2 separate regions of the Mus musculus genome follow, and region 1 is linked to region 2. A link is a loop called in an ENCODE intact Hi-C map of the cell type or tissue named here. Cell type or tissue: left cerebral cortex. All regions are shown on one strand.

Region 1 (8,000 bases), 200 kb after region 2:
ATGTGGATAACTTGTAAGAATCAAGTTGTCAGAGGATAACTTGTAAAAATCAGTTCTTTCCTTCTGCCACTTAAGCCACAGGGATAGAACTCAGGTCTTCAAGCTTCCTAGTAAGTGTTACCTTCTGAGCCATCTGGTTTGCCCTGTATTGGTATTTTAACCTTTCAGTATAAAAAATATATTGATGCAAAGACTATAGGAAGACATTGAATATTATTGGAAATCCCCCCCTCCCTCAAAATGTTGTTTTGTTGAAAATACCACTTTTATTTGCTAGGGGAAATACATATTTTGAGATTTAGGAAATTACACCAAAGGGTTTTCCATCCTTTCATCAATAGGAGGCAGAGCTCAGTGTGTTAAATTGGGTGAAAGGGATTGTGGAGTTGGTTTCACATCTGGGCCCTGCCTCCCCAGCCAAGCAGGAGACAAGAACCTTTGAAATTTCATCTCCAGCTTTCCCCATTGGATGGCTCACAGTTCGCCTCATCTCCGGCTTTCCCCATTGGCTGGCTCACAGTTTACCTCGTCTCCTTAGCAGAATGACTGTGCCACAGGATCTGACAGTTGCAACATCTAATTTGCCTCAAAAGCTCTTCCTTCCTTCTGGGGAGTTCCACTCTTCCTCCCTTAGTTTGGTGTCCGATCTTACCACAACTTTAATTACTAGTCTTCTCTGGTAGACTAGGGAGATGGTCTCTCGCACCATGACTCCATCCATTAAGTGATGAACAATCCAGCTCTTCACAGCCAACTCCCCAAACAAGCATCAAACCTCAAAGCATGAGTAAAACATGGCGTGTCTCCCCTGTTTTGCTCCGTACACAATATTGTTCCTTCACCTGAAGCCCCAGAAAACTCTCTGATGCCTTCTTCTGACTCACAAGGCATTTACTTAGTCACCTAAAGACAGATCATACTTGTGGAAGAGGCATCATCAGGGTTGCTGAGCAACAGAATATGTTTTATTAGGAACACGTTTGTGCGGGGATAGTACCCTTCTTTGTTCTCAAAGGATCTGTTGATTGACTTACTAGCTAAATTACAACACAAGATTTTCTATTTATGCTTGTTGGAAGATTGGGAAGGAAAGAGAAGGGAAGAAAAAGAAAGGAAAGGGAGGGGAGGAGGGATGGCGGGGAGGGGAGGGAAGGGGAGGGGAGGGGAAGGGAGGAAGGGAAGCGACTCAAGACTTGCTGGCAGAGCATAGACAAGGCACTTATATGCATCCAGGGGACCCTGTTTCTTCTGTCACAGATCTCCTAATTAGGAAACCAAGGCTCAGCTTGGCTCTGCAAAGGTTTCATGATGCTCTCAATCAGGACACAGGAGATGCTCCAAGAAAGAGGAGAGGAGAAGGCCCTGTCATGTAAAATGCTCACTGCACAAGCAAGAGGACTGACTTTCACTCCCAGTAGCCATGTAAAAAGCAGGCATAGCAGCACACACCTGTAATGACGGCACTGGGGAGGCAGAGACAGGTGGATCCCTGGTCCTATTGGTCATCCAACCTCAGTGAACTGGTGAGTTCCAGGGTCAGTGTCAGACCATCTCAAACCCTGAGATGGAGAGGCAACTTAGAAAGATACCTGAAGTTGACCTCTGTTCTCCACATACAGGCACATGTACTTCTACATGTGAACACAGATAGACATGCAATGAAGAATATAGACTCGATCTGTTGGCCAAGGACTTGACACCTCCTAGGGGCTAATCAACTCAGGAAGATGTGTATCTGAATTATCACCTAGTGACTCAAGGCATTGCAGATTCCAAGGTCACTTAGTTAAAGCATCTAGACTAGTATTTATGCTCATAGAATTCTGAAGACAAATAGCAAAGCTACCTACGTAAGGGGGAAAGGGATAGCTATTGACGTTTATTAAATGGTCGTTATGTGGTAGTCACCATTTGAAAGCACTTTGCACACAAAAATAACTTTGATTGCTTTAACTATCCATAAAGATGAGAAGCCAAGACGGATTCAGAAATAATGCTATCTAAAATTAGTAGGGAGTGCATTTGAATCTTGGCATCTAACACACCCAATCTGCTATACTATCTAGGTTCTCTGTCCCACGTGAGCGTGACCACCAGGGAATTATGGCCCCCAAGAATACCCTTTGCAAAAGGAGAAAGCTTAGCTAACATAATGAAAAATTTCTAGGTTTTAAGTTGGTGTCAATAAAAAAAAAGTTTTTTGTTTTATTTTGTTGTTTTTCAAAGAATTCACTAATTGCATGTGGGCAGAGGTCACTGGAGGATGGCTTTCTTTTAGACTGAAGTCCTTAAGTCATTGTTTAACGTGTGACTTGGTTTATGTGGGCTAAACCTGGACACGGGAAGTGAAAATGTAAATAGGAACCCACTTCGGTTCCACTTTGGGAAATGCCATTTAAGGAAACTTTATGACATCGCGTTTTTGTCCAAAGCCTAGGGGTAATGAGTGATAGCATCTAGACAGGCAAACTCAGGCCAGAGTACCACAATTATAAAGGTTCTCAGACAGCTATGCTGTGATATGTGGTCAGTAGGCCTCTTGTGAGCTGTGATGCTCAGCCTCTCAGTCCTCAGAGGACCAAGTAGTGTCCTGGCCCAAAGAAGCACCTTCCTTTGGATAAACTCATGTGGCCTATTTTTATGTAATGTGGGTGGCTGTTACTTAACATTTCTTCTTCCTTTTCTTCAACAATAGTGGCTTTAACTACTTTTAGTGTGTGTGTGTGTGTGTGTGTGTGTGTGTGTGTGTGTGTGTGTGTTACAAATGTGGTAGTCTGAAGATACGTTGTTCGAGTCACTTTAATCTCTCCACCATATGGGACCTAGAGATCAAACTCAGGCCGTCTGGTTGGGTGGCATGTCTTTACACAAATCCCTTGATAGAAAGGCTATTTTTCCTTGTTGATCACCTTGTTTTCCCATCTTATTCATGGATCTTTTCATTTAAGACACATTGCTTAATATCCATTCCAGTTATCTTCCCAATCCTATCGATTTGATGCTATTTTGGTTTCAATTCATGTGCTCTATGGTTTGTTATTTGTGTGGAAAGGTCCTTAGGAAAGGGACATGAAACCCACCAGGGTGACCAACTTACCTGCCTGCCTAGGAAATGTCTAGTTATGGCATCTAAAGTCCTGTTTCCCTGTAACCCTGTGGGGCCTGGTCAAACTAGGATGGTTGTTGCAAAAGGTCTTGTATAGGCAGGATTAATCTTTTTGCACAAAATGAAAAACTCTTCCTCATAAGGCTGGGTTATATAGAGAATAATGGAACAGGAGAGACCTTTGACTTCATGTGGGTAAGTAGATATGAAAGCAAACAATCCCACTCACACCACTAGAGAACCAGGAAAGCTGCTCATGTAATTCAGTCTAAAGCCAAAGGATTGGGGTGGCTTCTGGTACATTTGCTGGAAGCAGAGAATCTAGGGAGCTCCTGGTGCGTGTACTGGAGGCTGAGGATCTGGGCTGCTTGTGGTGTGTGCTGAAGTCCAAAGGCCAGAGAGGTATGCTGTCCAGAAGAAAATGGGTCTCCAAGTTCCAGAAGGGTGGAATTTGAACTGTTGCCCTAGGAAAATCACTGTCAAAGCACTGTTAGGCTGTAAGAAGTTAGGGCAGGGTGGGTGAAACTAAGCAGATGCCCTTGCACAACAAGTACCTGGCTCTGCCTGTCTCTGGGTCTCCATCCTCAAAGTGAAAGGTTGAGACTACATGAGTTTCTCAGGAATTCTAGAATCCCAGATCTTTCTAGGGATTAGATAGGGAGAGAAATAGTTATGGAAACCAATGTTGGAAGTCTTTGGCATACAAAGCTATGGAATTAATTGGTCAGAGGTCACCACACAATCTAGGCTTGTGATTCAGATGGACCAAAAACTAAAGCACTGATAGGCAGAAACTATCCTCAAAGTTTTTGCCAAAGAAGTCCCACTTCTCACACCAGAAGCAAACTCACCATAAGGCAAGACGCTGATATGTAGAAAGAGCTCAGAGACAGGGAAGAGCATCGTAGTGTTGGTTGGATCCTCATACAGTACAGACGCAGAAGCACAGTTTCGATTGCTCCTGTCTGGTGGATCAGTTCTGAGTTTGCAAGAAGGTAAGGTCATAGACCTGAGTGTCTAGGGCTGACCAATTAGTGTCGTATGATCTCTCAGGGGTATATCAACTGGTGTCAGCTTGTTGGCCTTGTTTAGGCAACCACATCCAACACAACTTCTCAGTGGGGTCTTGTCACAGAGCAGCCATGTCAGACACGGGAGACCTGGGTTGGGACGATTAGCATTCTGGTCTCACCAGGTTGGAGTGTAGCCTGCAGAGTTGCTGCTGTGGTTTTCCTGCTCTAGAGAGGCATCACTATGCACCATCAGGGAGCTGTCACTATAGATTAGGGGGAGTCTGTTCAGTTTGCTGATTCTCTTAGGGCTGAATCCTCATCATGTTTTTCCGCCCAGACTTCAGACCCCAAGCTTTGGTAGTCTGGGTGGCTGAGATGGGAACTGTCACAGAGTCTATGGAATCTACTGCACACTGTGAGATGAATCTGGATGTTATTATACTATGTTTTTTATTGCTGTTTAGTTTTTCCCACATGCATGTTATTATTCCAAAAACAAACCTGTTAAATAATATATTCTCACATATTTGGTTATGGCAAGAACTTTCTTATTACTGACCATTGTTTCTGACTAAGCCAGGTTAGAAGAAGACCGACTTTTGAAGAACATTCTAGGCCAATCTCTGCTCTGTTTAGTACTGTAATGGAGGGACCCAACTCTGAACTCATTTTGACATGCTACCTTGGGCATTCTCTGGTTACTAGGGACCATATAGAATATCCCAGAAGCTCCGTCATTCTGATCCTAGCAACACAGAATAGGTGGCCATAGTCCTTGGATCACTCTGACTTGACATGTCATTTCAAAGCTTGAGAGAGCTGATGGCAGGAACAGATCCTTCATACCACGCTGCCACATGTCCCATGAGTCTCCAAGGGTCTTGTGGGCTCTACTTCTGAGTGTCCCAGCAAGACTACGATCAAAAGATCATCCACTATTTTCTCTCATAGTCCTTCTTTCAAGCAGAACTCATCACTGGAGGTTCTGTTGACATAAGACAGAGAGAAGGTTCGAAGACGATAATAGTTATTACTGACAGTGTAGTCCATGCACTCATGGCAGCGGGGGGGGGGGGGGCACTCATTATATTTGGGAGGCTTTGAATCCCCTCTGCCCTTGGAGCCTGGCCTTAGATTGACCCTGAATGAAGAGCAAGGCTCTCCAAGGGCCACTGTCAGCACTCCCCAGGATGACTACTACACATGGGAGGAGTCAGGGTGTGGGGGTCCTGTTCTGACTCTGTCATCCTGGGCCCCAGCCATGGCGGTTTCATAACAGAAGAAAGCTAAGCTGCGAGCACGTTGCTAGGCTGTGGCTATTTATTTTTATAAATGAGCCCAGGCTTAATTTAGAAAGCAGCTTTTGCTTTTGCTTTCTACATCCCAGCATCGGCTGTCTGTCTGGCAGGCAGGCACTGTCAAAGAATCTCATTTCTGACCCAACAAGAGCTCGTGGGTGGATAGGGGCAGCAAAGGGGTTGGCGGAAGGCCGATGCCAGCCAGGCTGCATTACAGGGAGGCAGAGACACGTGGCTGTGCCACTAGTGTCCTATTCTGCTTCCGTGTGAGCTTCATTTGTGACACCTACGTAGTCCTCGCTTGGAATAGCAGGGTGAAAAGCAGCCCTGACGCTCACGTCTCCTTTGATGAGCTACACACCAGCATACAGCAGAACAGAAGGCCTTGGGAAAGACGGTCCAGTCAGGTGCCAGAACGGGTGACACCAACGATCTCTGTTCTTTGGAGGCAGCTATTTTAATAGAGCCTAATTACAGTGGCTATTTGGATGTGCAAGTATTTTGATTTAGCTGATAAATGCCATTTTTTAAAAAAGCAAACGAATAAAGTGGACATTTTACACTCCACTTGTGAAGCTTGATCTCCACTAATTGTCAACCTCCATGTTCAGGAGTCAAGGGTATATATAGTTCAGGGACAGGGGAGGGAATGGGTGGTAGAACTCCAAAATCAGAGACTATCAAGAGCCAGGTAATGGTTAAAACAATGTAAGCACAAGGGGTAACGTGCCTGTCAGATGGGAGCATATCCAGCCCACAGGAAAACAGGAGCCTATAAAGTAAAAGAAACAGAGCCAATCAGATCTGCTTGCGAGGGAAGAGATGGAGGAAACGGTGAGAAAATGGTTACACAAGAGGCAGTGAGTATATGTTTTGGCTTCGCCTGTTCTGAGTTTGCTGCATCAAAACACCTTGTCATAAAAGCTTTATAAAATTAACCAAGAAAATAGTCCATTTAGGAGTTAGAACTTGTTTTGGTTCTTTGAGCATGTCTGACTCAGAAATGTCTACACATTTCACTCTAGGGCTTCTTGGAGCCTCAGTTTCCCCATTTTTAAAAAAAATGACCTTCCTGTTTTCCAGCCTTTTGTTCTCCTTTCAAGTGACATGACAGGGGATGAGCCAGCAGCTTGGAAACCGCCCCGGGCCACCTGGAGAAAGACGCTTGCGTGAATGACGGACATTCGAAGAGATGAGTCTTCTATGACTCAAGGATCGCAAAATTGAGGCAGAGTGGCCATGACTGCCTTGTGATTCACACAGTGTTGCCGTTGGCTGGAGGGGTGGTGTGTCCTCTGACTTTGCTCTAGCAAGCGTGGAGCCTAAGTATCTTTACGCAAGTTCTGTGGATCAAGGAGCTTGAGGGGATTAGGTTTGAAGAGCTGAGGATAACTGGTGTTTCAGACTGATCGGGAGTTTTACCCTACAAGGAACAGTGGTGGCCTGGTATTGGACAATTATTGGTTTCCTTTGCCAGATTATGCTGTGGTTTGTCAAACTTGATGCCACAATGCCCTGGAGGCAGTTTCAGTGTGATTAAAGGTGGAGCTCAGAGAATATTCTCTTCAGCCAATTTCTGCACGTCTGTTCTAGGCTGTTCAAAGGAAGAGCCTTCGTCTTGCAAAATGAAGGCCCGCTGACTTGGGTAAATCCTTCAGGATTCAAGCAAGATGGCAGAGAGCTGGGGCCTGGGCCTTCAGGGGACACCCTGGCTCCCACTGGGCAGGGCCCATCTTCTCAGTCCTGGAATGCTGTCAAAGACCCAGCTCCACTTGGGACATCCACTCATCCCTATTTTTATGAACGAAGGTGCTACCTACCCCGGTACATTTAGTCTTTGTTCCTGGCCCTGTTCCCTTTTTTTTATTGTTGCTGTGTCTTCGCCTTTTGAAGTTCTTCTAGATTCTTTCCTCGGGCATCCTGTTTGGATCCCTCGCCCCCGTGTTGACAGATAAGAGCCAAGAACAGCCCTGTTCCCGCAGGAGGCTAGCATTTGGCTCAGAAGATAGAGAGGGAAGTGGCTTCTCTCCCTGACTGCTCTTTAGGTTGATGTGGGGATTTATCCTGAGAGAAGTGTGGCATCTCCCCCAAGCCCCCACCAGCAATGGGCCTATATACCAATGCGCTTTGCCTTTATTTTATCTAACTAGGTGATGAGAGATTTTCTTTCTGTTTCTGTATAGACGGGCTAGGCAACCCCATGGGCCTCCCCTGGGCCTGCAGTGCACACTACAATGGCTATTGTTACCACTGTGACAACCTTGAGTAGATCAGGCAGTCGTTGAAGCCTCGGGCACTGTCTTTATCTTTCCGTCCTCCCTCCTCATGAGAGCACGCCTGGTTTGGCTGGAGACGGATGGCTAACCACTTGCGTCTCTGAAGACATCAGTGACACATACTAACCACATGGCGGATACCCTTCTCATTCTTTACTAATATTTTAGGGAAGATGTATTGCTACAGTCACTGCTGTGTATAGCAAGTCCAGAAACTGTTGCTTGCCCGAGACTAGCGGGGCCAGCACACATTCAGAAGTGGGAAAGCCTGCTCTGTGGGCAAATGGATTTCTTGTGTGCTTCAGAG
Region 2 (8,000 bases):
AAAATGTGAGTCTACAAAGATTACTGCCCATTGATTGATTGATTGATTGATTGATTGATTGATTGACACAGGCTTTCTTCTAGTCCAGGTCAGGTAAAATGTGAGTCTACAAAGATTACTGCCCATTTATTTATTTATTTATTTATTTATTTATTTATTTATTTATTTATTGACACAGGCTTTCTTCTAGTCCAGGTTGTCCTCGAACAGAATTACTGGCATGCGACAGCATTCCCAGTTTTACATGGTGCTAGGGATGAGGTTCAGGGCTACCTATATGCTGTACAAGCAAGTCTACCAATTGAATGACACACTCAGCTGTCCTTTTAGTAAGACTTCGTAATTGACGGTAATGAGTGGGTCTTCTCTGTATTTTACTTACTAGATACTGAAGTAGAGATCAATGTGTCAACCACAGGTCTATTTTGACTAAAGATTAAAGCCACTCATTCTTTGGCCTTGACCAGCATACTTCCTGGGGAGTCATAATATAATAGGTCGTTGCTTTGGACCAGAAAAGAACCCAGCACTTCTTTAAGAATTTCACAGTATAGCTTTAGTGTGTCACGTAAGATTAGGCTAAACTCATATCAAGCAAACAACAGAGATTTTAAAGTCACTTGAGCAGAGTCTGACATTGGCCCTTGCCTGCTCTCTTCTAGAACTTTACTGTCCTAGTTTTTCCCAGACACCAATTCCATTGCCACTGTTGGAACTCACAGCACATTATGAAAAGATTTACCTCAGCTCTGTTCCCAGCAAAGCCAATAAGGGAATCCACGAATCTCTATATGAATCACTGGGCTACTAAGGATGCCAAATGGAGTCCTGTATTTTATACCTACAGTTTAACACAAATTAGACGTCTTGTAGCCCGGTGTATGTAATACAAAACCCTTTTGGATGACATGCCCCAGTGAATGGAAATTAGTTGTGGGCTTTCAGAGCTCTGGAACACCCGGCTGATCATAACACCAGTACATCCCCTTCAGAGAGTCATAATTTTTCCTGGAAAGGGTACCAGTACAACCCCACTGGGACAAGTCACACAAGCACCATTATACTGCTGCAAAAGACAGAGGAAAAGATTTTCTACAGCGATTCTGTAAAGAGCAAGGCTCACCTCAGACATGAGGGCCCAACACATGAAGGGCTGTCTTTTTCTTTGATAAAACCCTTGCTGGGCAGCTCAGAACCCTACAATCTGAAGTCCATTTCACTGTGGAGGATTTTCTACTGTCCAATCCCCAAACAGCCCTGCCATTTCTGTTTCTTGTCTCAATCTGCTATCTGGGAGAAAAACATTCATTTACCCAAAGCCATTAGCTAATCTGCCCACATACAGTGACAGAGGCTGACAGTGAGCTTGGTTTTTCAACTGGAACTTGCAAAACTGTTCCCATTTACTTAAGTCTATCCAGAATTAGTTACTCCTGTTTGGCCTCAGAAGGGGACAAGGGACTGAGGAGCATGTTTTACATATCAAAGCAGACCTGGCCTCCAGGTCTCCCAGCATCCTTCAATCCCTACCTGGCATAACCTGCCCCCAACCCTGCCAGCCCAGAGGTTGGGCCAGGGCTGTCCTTCTCCCAGAGGCTCTTCCCTATATATTATCCACACATTTTGGTTTCCCCTCTCTCTGTTTCCCTCTCTTTCTTCTGTGTGCACCCTTCCTCTCCCCACCACCCCATGGTGACTTCCGTAGCCTCCTTCTGTGGGGCCAGTGAACTCGCCCAAGAACACCTTCTGAGTAAGCCTGCCTTTAATCAAATCTAATCTGACTTGAATTGGCTCCCTTCACTGACAGAGAAATAACCTAGCAACTTCTACCAGAGTATAACCATGTTGGACTTGTAATTAAAACAACAAGATTCAGGATTTACAGAGAGAAATTTTATTTTCTTTTTGGATGCCGATACACTTACAATACGGCTAACCGAAAGACCCTTCAAAACAACTGAAAACAAACATCTATTGGGGCATGGTTTTGAAGCCTTTCATTACAGAATTAAGTCTGGTCAATTACAGGTCCTCAGAGGCGCCAGGCACTGCTGAGGAGGGCCATCCATGGTATAGCAGAACCTGTCAAGTGCACTTATGCCATACATTAAATATAATTTAAATGTAGCTGGAAATGTTGAGTTGGATTGCAGATGGTGAGTTATATCCACTCCACGGCGGTTTACCATCTTCTTTTCTTATTTTGAAGCCAACAATTTTTTTTTTTTTTTTGCTTTGTTTTAGGCCCTCAACATTCTCTCAAGTTCACAGAGGCTGATGGAGAAAATAGCCCTGCAAATTAGTTCTTGGTGTCCTTGCCCTCGCCCTCACATAAGCTGTCAACTGAGATCATTTTACATCTCTTTTGTTTTTTGTTTTTTCGAGATGGGATTTCTCTGTGTAGCCCTGGCTGTACTGGAACTCACTTTGTAGTCCAGGCTGGCCTCGAACTCAGAAATCTGCCTGCCTCTGCCTCCAAAGTGCTGGGATTAAAGGCGTGCAATACCACTGCCCGGCTTCATTTTACATCTGAACTCAGATTCCTTCGTTCATTAGAAAGAGCCACAGCTGCTTATTCCACTATGTCAGCAAATAGGTCTGCCACCTTGAGAAGGAAGAAATGATCTACTTTGAGCATAAAATAATTGCCTTTAATGCCAACTTGGGCAGTGGCTCCCTGCCCTGACCCAGTAATAAAACCTCATAGGGGAAACAGATTCCTGCGAAAAATATGGTTCCCATTCTATGGCGCCTTGGCATTTTGTCCCCTCCAATCATAGCTAAATGCTCTAGTTCCCCAAAAGAAGGAATTTTAAGGGTTACCTCAGCCTGGGGCTGTGTACAAAGCTCTGAGTAGTTTGACGCCATGGCTTCTCTGCCACAATTCTGCTTGGTTTAACAAGAATTCCGGTGTGATGACTACACAGCCAGCTTTTCCCCTCAGTTAATCAAACCAACATAATTTCTTTGCTAAAAGGCATTGCCTCATCAAGTCTGCGTTTCCAGACAAACCCAAGCTTCGGCTGGACTTCCCCATAATCGTATGGGCTAATAGATTCCAGGCGCCTTTGCAAACCAGTTCTTCGCAACGATGCAAACCCACACAAGCCTTGGATGGTTCAAAGTCACAGGCCTGACATTTTCTGGAGCAGATAACTTGGTTTCCTAAAGGAAATCTCTGCACTTAAGGTACACAGTTTACTTAAGATTCCAGGGGTAAAGCTTTAATACACAGTCTGGGAGCAAAGAACCTCGGGCACTAAGCTGGTCGCTACAGTTACAGCATCATAATGCGCCAGAATCCATACGGTGAATTATAGGCAGTAACGATGCACTCAGCTTTGGCTGAGGCGGCTTCAGTTTGCAAGAGAAAGAGGAGGGTGAAGAGAAATGTAGCTCGGAATCTCACGCCCTACTTTTATACCATATATATAATATATATGTACACACACACACACACACACACACACACACACACACACACAGGGAGAAGAGACAGACGATCACAAAAAGGGTGGAAAGAAAAATCTTAGCATGGGGGTGGGGAGAGAGTCCAGGGGCGGAGCCTGGAAGCTGTGGATAAGTGGCATTCTATCATTCGTTCATCCTTTCGTTCATTCATTCACTTAGTAGGCTCCCAGCCCAGTTGGCTTCACTGGCCCCTAAGATGCAGCTTTTAGCCTTTTTCAAGGACGATGGCTCCTTCTCTTGGGGAGTCTCCACCAACCAGAGCCCTCTCCGCCCACGAGAAAGCAGAGCAGTCTGCGCCCCCCAGAGCCCCGCTGGGTCCCCCAGCCTGCGGGACCCCGGAGGAGGGGCCGGGAGGCCTGGCTCCGAGCCCACGGCCCGCCCGCCCCGCCCCGCTCCGCCCCGCGGGTCCTGCCAGCTCGGCCCGGCCGGCGCCGCCCCCGCCTTACCAGGGTTTTGGCTACGTTTCCCCTCTGGGTGATGTTTTTGCTGTGCTTCTCGTTAGCCATCCGGATCCGCTGTTTGGCCACCATGGCTTGGGCGCTTGGGGATGCTCTCGACTCCCACCTGCAACGATGGCCGGGGTGAGCCGTAGCCGCAGCGCCCCGCGGCTTGCCCGGGCGCTGCAGGTGGCAAGGCACGGCCGAGCCCCGCGCACCCCGCTCCCGGAGCCCCAGCCAGCCGGCTCCAGAGAGAGGCCAGCGCGCGGACGGAAGTAATCTCTCATCTCAGGAAACCCTCTCCGACTTCCTCGCCATCCTTCCGGTCCCCCCAGCTACCTACCCTGCGCGGCCACCGAGGCAGGAGGCGGGAAGCGAGAGGCGGGCGCTGACACAGCGCCGCGCGCCAAGCCCAAGGGCACCGTGGCCCGGGGTGTCCGGGTCCTGAGATCGAACGCTGCGGGGCATAGGGTTCGGGCGACCCGGCGTTTGTGCGTGCGTGGGGGGTGGGGACGCAGCCGCACCCAGCCTGGTGACCTCTGACTGTTTCCTGACCACCTCGGGACAGGCAGGGATTGGGGCGCTGGTGCTTCAAGCTGAAGGCTAGACCCTAGGCATCGAGCGCTGAGTCTCAGAGCTGAGCCTGGCCAGGTTTGGGTAGTACTGTTGGGAAACACCCCAAAAGAACCTGCCCTTTAGGTGTCTGAGGAAACCCCACTTGGCAAGTTGGGTTGTGCAAAAAGAGACCCTTTGTGACATGGGACGAAGAGCCAAGAAGCCTCTTTCTGGTCCCTGAAAAATGTGGATGAGGGTGGAGTTGGACCAGACCTCACCTTGGCAGTGGTGGTCATCACACTAGCAGATTGCCCCAGAAACCACTGAGTGCATAGAGGGCAAAGGGTTCATGAGCCTACAGTACAGGAAGAATGGATGGCCACTGCCCATAACCAAAGTGTTGACCAGGCTTGGACTCTTATCCCCCACTGCCCCACCACCACTACTGTCTTGGGGCATCTTGGACCTTCAGGCATCCCTGTTCTATGGGGTACTAAGTGTGAGCTCCCAGACAGCATTGGGAGTTTCTCTGCAGTGAAAGGACAAAAATCAATATTTGAATATCCAGATGCTGACCCCGAGATTTAGCTAGGGGAGGAGTGGGGGCTGAACCGCTTATCTTTCCTCAACAAATATGGCTCCTTGGAGCTCAGGAGGGACATCTGGAGAAGTGGGAAGAGGTGGTCCAGGGTTAGGACAATACAAAATAGCACTCAAGGGTAAGGAGTGAGAGCTGTGTAGACCAGATATGTCGGATGCATCTCTGATCCTATCTATCTGTGCCTGGAGGATGCTTCAATAGGCTCTGGTATGGGTAGAATTTCTTATGTGGGTAGAAAGCTAGGAAGAGCTCTTTAGGATACGGTTTATCTTAGAGTTTCTGTTGGGATGAAACTCAAGCAGGGCAGAAACCTGGAAGCAGGAGCTGATGCAGAGGCTGTGGAGGGTGCTGCTGACTGGCTTACTTTTTCTGGCTTGCTCAACCTGCTTTCTAATAGAATCTGGGCCCACCTGCTCAGGGATGGCACCACCCACAATGGGCTGGGGCCTCCCCTTCAATCTGTAATTAAGAATATGCCTTACAGCTGGAGCTCATAGTCTCATTTCTCAACGGAGGCTCCTTCCACTCTGAAGACTCCAGCTTGGGTCAAGTTAGACAAAACCAGCCAATATACCCTTCTATCAACTGGTTAGAAATCTCTTCACTTGAATGAGCAGCTACTGGCTTCATTAACAGTATGAGCAGCCACCAACATCACAGGACCACTTAAGTCTGACCTATTCTGGTCCCTGATTTTAAGGACCACTGTGGGGAGCGGTGCGGCTGCAGGACCCGTGAAACCCACTTGTTTACTGCCTTGCCAGAGCATGCACAGTGAGGCTGCATGCGTGGGCTGCCTGCCAGGCTGGACTGTTCCTTGTGGTCAGGACCTGTCAGCCTATCTGTGAACGACCTGAGCTCGTGCCTGGAGCGTGTGTGAATTCTGATTGGATGAGGTGGGGTGGAGCTAGAAGGAGGTGAGTCTGTGCAAATAGTGAAGAGAGGAGTTTTAGCCCTTGCCGTGAGTAGAAGTACTAGAAGAGAAGCTGTTGTAATAGGAGTTGTTTTAGCCCTTGCCCTAAGAAGAAGCTGCTGGGGAAGAGAGCTGTAAAAGAAAAAGCCTGAGTAAAGTTGCTGCTTGAACCCAACTTGGTGTCTGTGTCGTTCGTGTCGCCGCCTCAGAGGACCAACGACAGACCACCACTGGCGTTTAAGTAGGGGAAGTGTTTCCTGAGCAGGGGGGGCTATTGTATAAGACCCACAGGTGCTTCTGCCTGTCCCTCACTTATTTCAGTAACTGGGCAGAAGCAGGGTAAATTCTCACCGAAGCTGACCAGAGCCCAGGCTCTAGGGGACATTCAGAGAAGTGAGGCTGATAGGTAGTTTCCACTTCTGGACTGGAAGCAGGGTGTTCCTCGCTCCACAGAGGCAGCCAACCGTATTGAGGAAAGATTATTATTTCTTGTTCGTTGTTTTCTGTGTGTTAGGGAACAATCTTACTCCTTTAATTTCTACTTTATGACATTTTGAATTAGTTTTTATTAAATTGAGGACCTGTCCACAGTAAAAAGTCCAGTGAAAAGTCCTCCACTCCCACATTTTCTACTGCCTGCCTGCCTGTCTGTCTGTCTGTGTACCTACCCACATATCTGTCATCAACCTGCCTATTTGTAGAGTCCCTTCAGAAGTCCAAACAGAAGCAGAGGATGGTGATGACTATCGACTCCTATATTTTGGAGGCCAACACAGGGGAATCTCTAGTTGAAGTCCAGCCTAGGCTGTATATGAAGACCCTACTCTACAAGAAAAACAAGACTTTTGGTCCTGTTCTCAACCTCTAGGGAAGGAAGGAGGGCCAAGAGTTGAGTTGATTACCAGGCCAATGAAGCAATCAACCACATCAGAATAATAAAGACTTTATAGAATCCCTAAAAGATTTCATTGAGTGAGCCACTGGGTGGCCAAGCGTGGGTAGGCTCCCAGAAGGTGTGGAAACTCTGGCCTGATCCCCTTAACCCTGACCTTTGTTCCTCTTCAGTCTGCTGCTTTGTGAAACCTTTATAACATATGCTCAGTGTTTTCCTGAGCTCGCTGAAACATTCTAGCAAACTGCTTGTTGTAGTTACTCTTATTGCTACAACCAAATACCCGAAGACATTAGAAAGAAGGGTTTGTCTGGGCTCACAGTTGAAGGATAATTCATCATGGCGGGCTGTCCTGGCAGCAGGAGTTTGAGGAAGGTGGTCACAACATCTGGGAAAGAAACAATGAACAATGCAACTGTCTGTGGGGTTTCTCCTCTATTTGTGTCTGGAATCATAGCCCATGGAATGGTGGTGCCCACAGTTAGGTTGGATATTTACCACTTCAGTTAACCAAATCTAGAAAGTCTCTCACAGACTTCCAGTGGTTTGTCTTCGAGATAATTCTAGGCCATGTCAGGTTCATAATCAAACGAACCATCATATTAATCAGATCGCATTGAACCATGGGAGCCCCAGTCTGTCCCCTGTTGCTTTAGATGCACAGATTATACTGACTGGGATCTGGCATCTGAAGCAGGGCAGGCTTAGAGACTGAGGCCTTAACCTGTGGGGTTGAACGATACCTCCTGGTTTATGGCATCCATATCCGAGCTGAGTTGAATTAGGGGTCACTTGGCTGGTGTCCACTCCAAACTTTGCTTGCCAGTGTTGAAGCAGTCCCCCTTTCTCATTTGTCAGAAAGTCCTGCTGAGTATGAAATTGCAGGGCTTTGCTCTATCACTACAGTGGAATTAGGTTCTTGCTAGTGAAATTTGTATAATTTCTGTCAGTGGAGTTCCTGGTTCTGGAATGAGAAAACGTCCTATTGTGACTGTCCCTTCCCTTGCTTTACCCCTCCCCCACCCCGCCTTTGTCCTGTTGAGTCAGGCCAGCGCCATAACTGATCTCATTTCTGCTTATTGCCCAAGGAGCCTCATGACTGGCCGTGGAAAGTTGTCCCCTCTTTTCATG

What was found. A loop is a pair of places that touch in the nucleus more often than their neighbours do. Peaks named below come from ENCODE experiments on the same cell type or tissue, not always from the same donor. Only the 100,000 strongest peaks of a DNase experiment are listed, where the experiment ranks them.
Region 1: it touches region 2 in a loop (2.5-fold over the local background); 2 of 42 quality-filtered maps call a loop at or near these places.

The regions. Positions count from the first base shown.
Region 1 is chr14:76,755,248-76,763,247 of GRCm38, forward strand. It overlaps 4930431P22Rik (RIKEN cDNA 4930431P22 gene), which reads left to right and starts at 4,884. Exons shown (of 2, transcript NR_153763.1): 1 at 4,884-5,128; 2 at 6,501-6,968. In left cerebral cortex, no CTCF peak of the experiment used is centred here; DNase peaks (open chromatin) are centred at 890, 2,089, 2,427, 2,659 and 5 more places; H3K27ac peaks cover 6,199 bases.
Region 2 is chr14:76,552,514-76,560,513 of GRCm38, forward strand. Serp2 (stress-associated endoplasmic reticulum protein family member 2) reads right to left here and starts at 4,174. Exons shown (of 3, transcript NM_001160326.1): 1 at 3,918-4,174. The coding sequence starts at 4,001. In left cerebral cortex, a CTCF peak has its summit at 4,080; DNase peaks (open chromatin) are centred at 2,921, 3,501, 3,977 and 4,154; H3K4me3 peaks cover 2,343 bases; H3K27ac peaks cover 2,497 bases.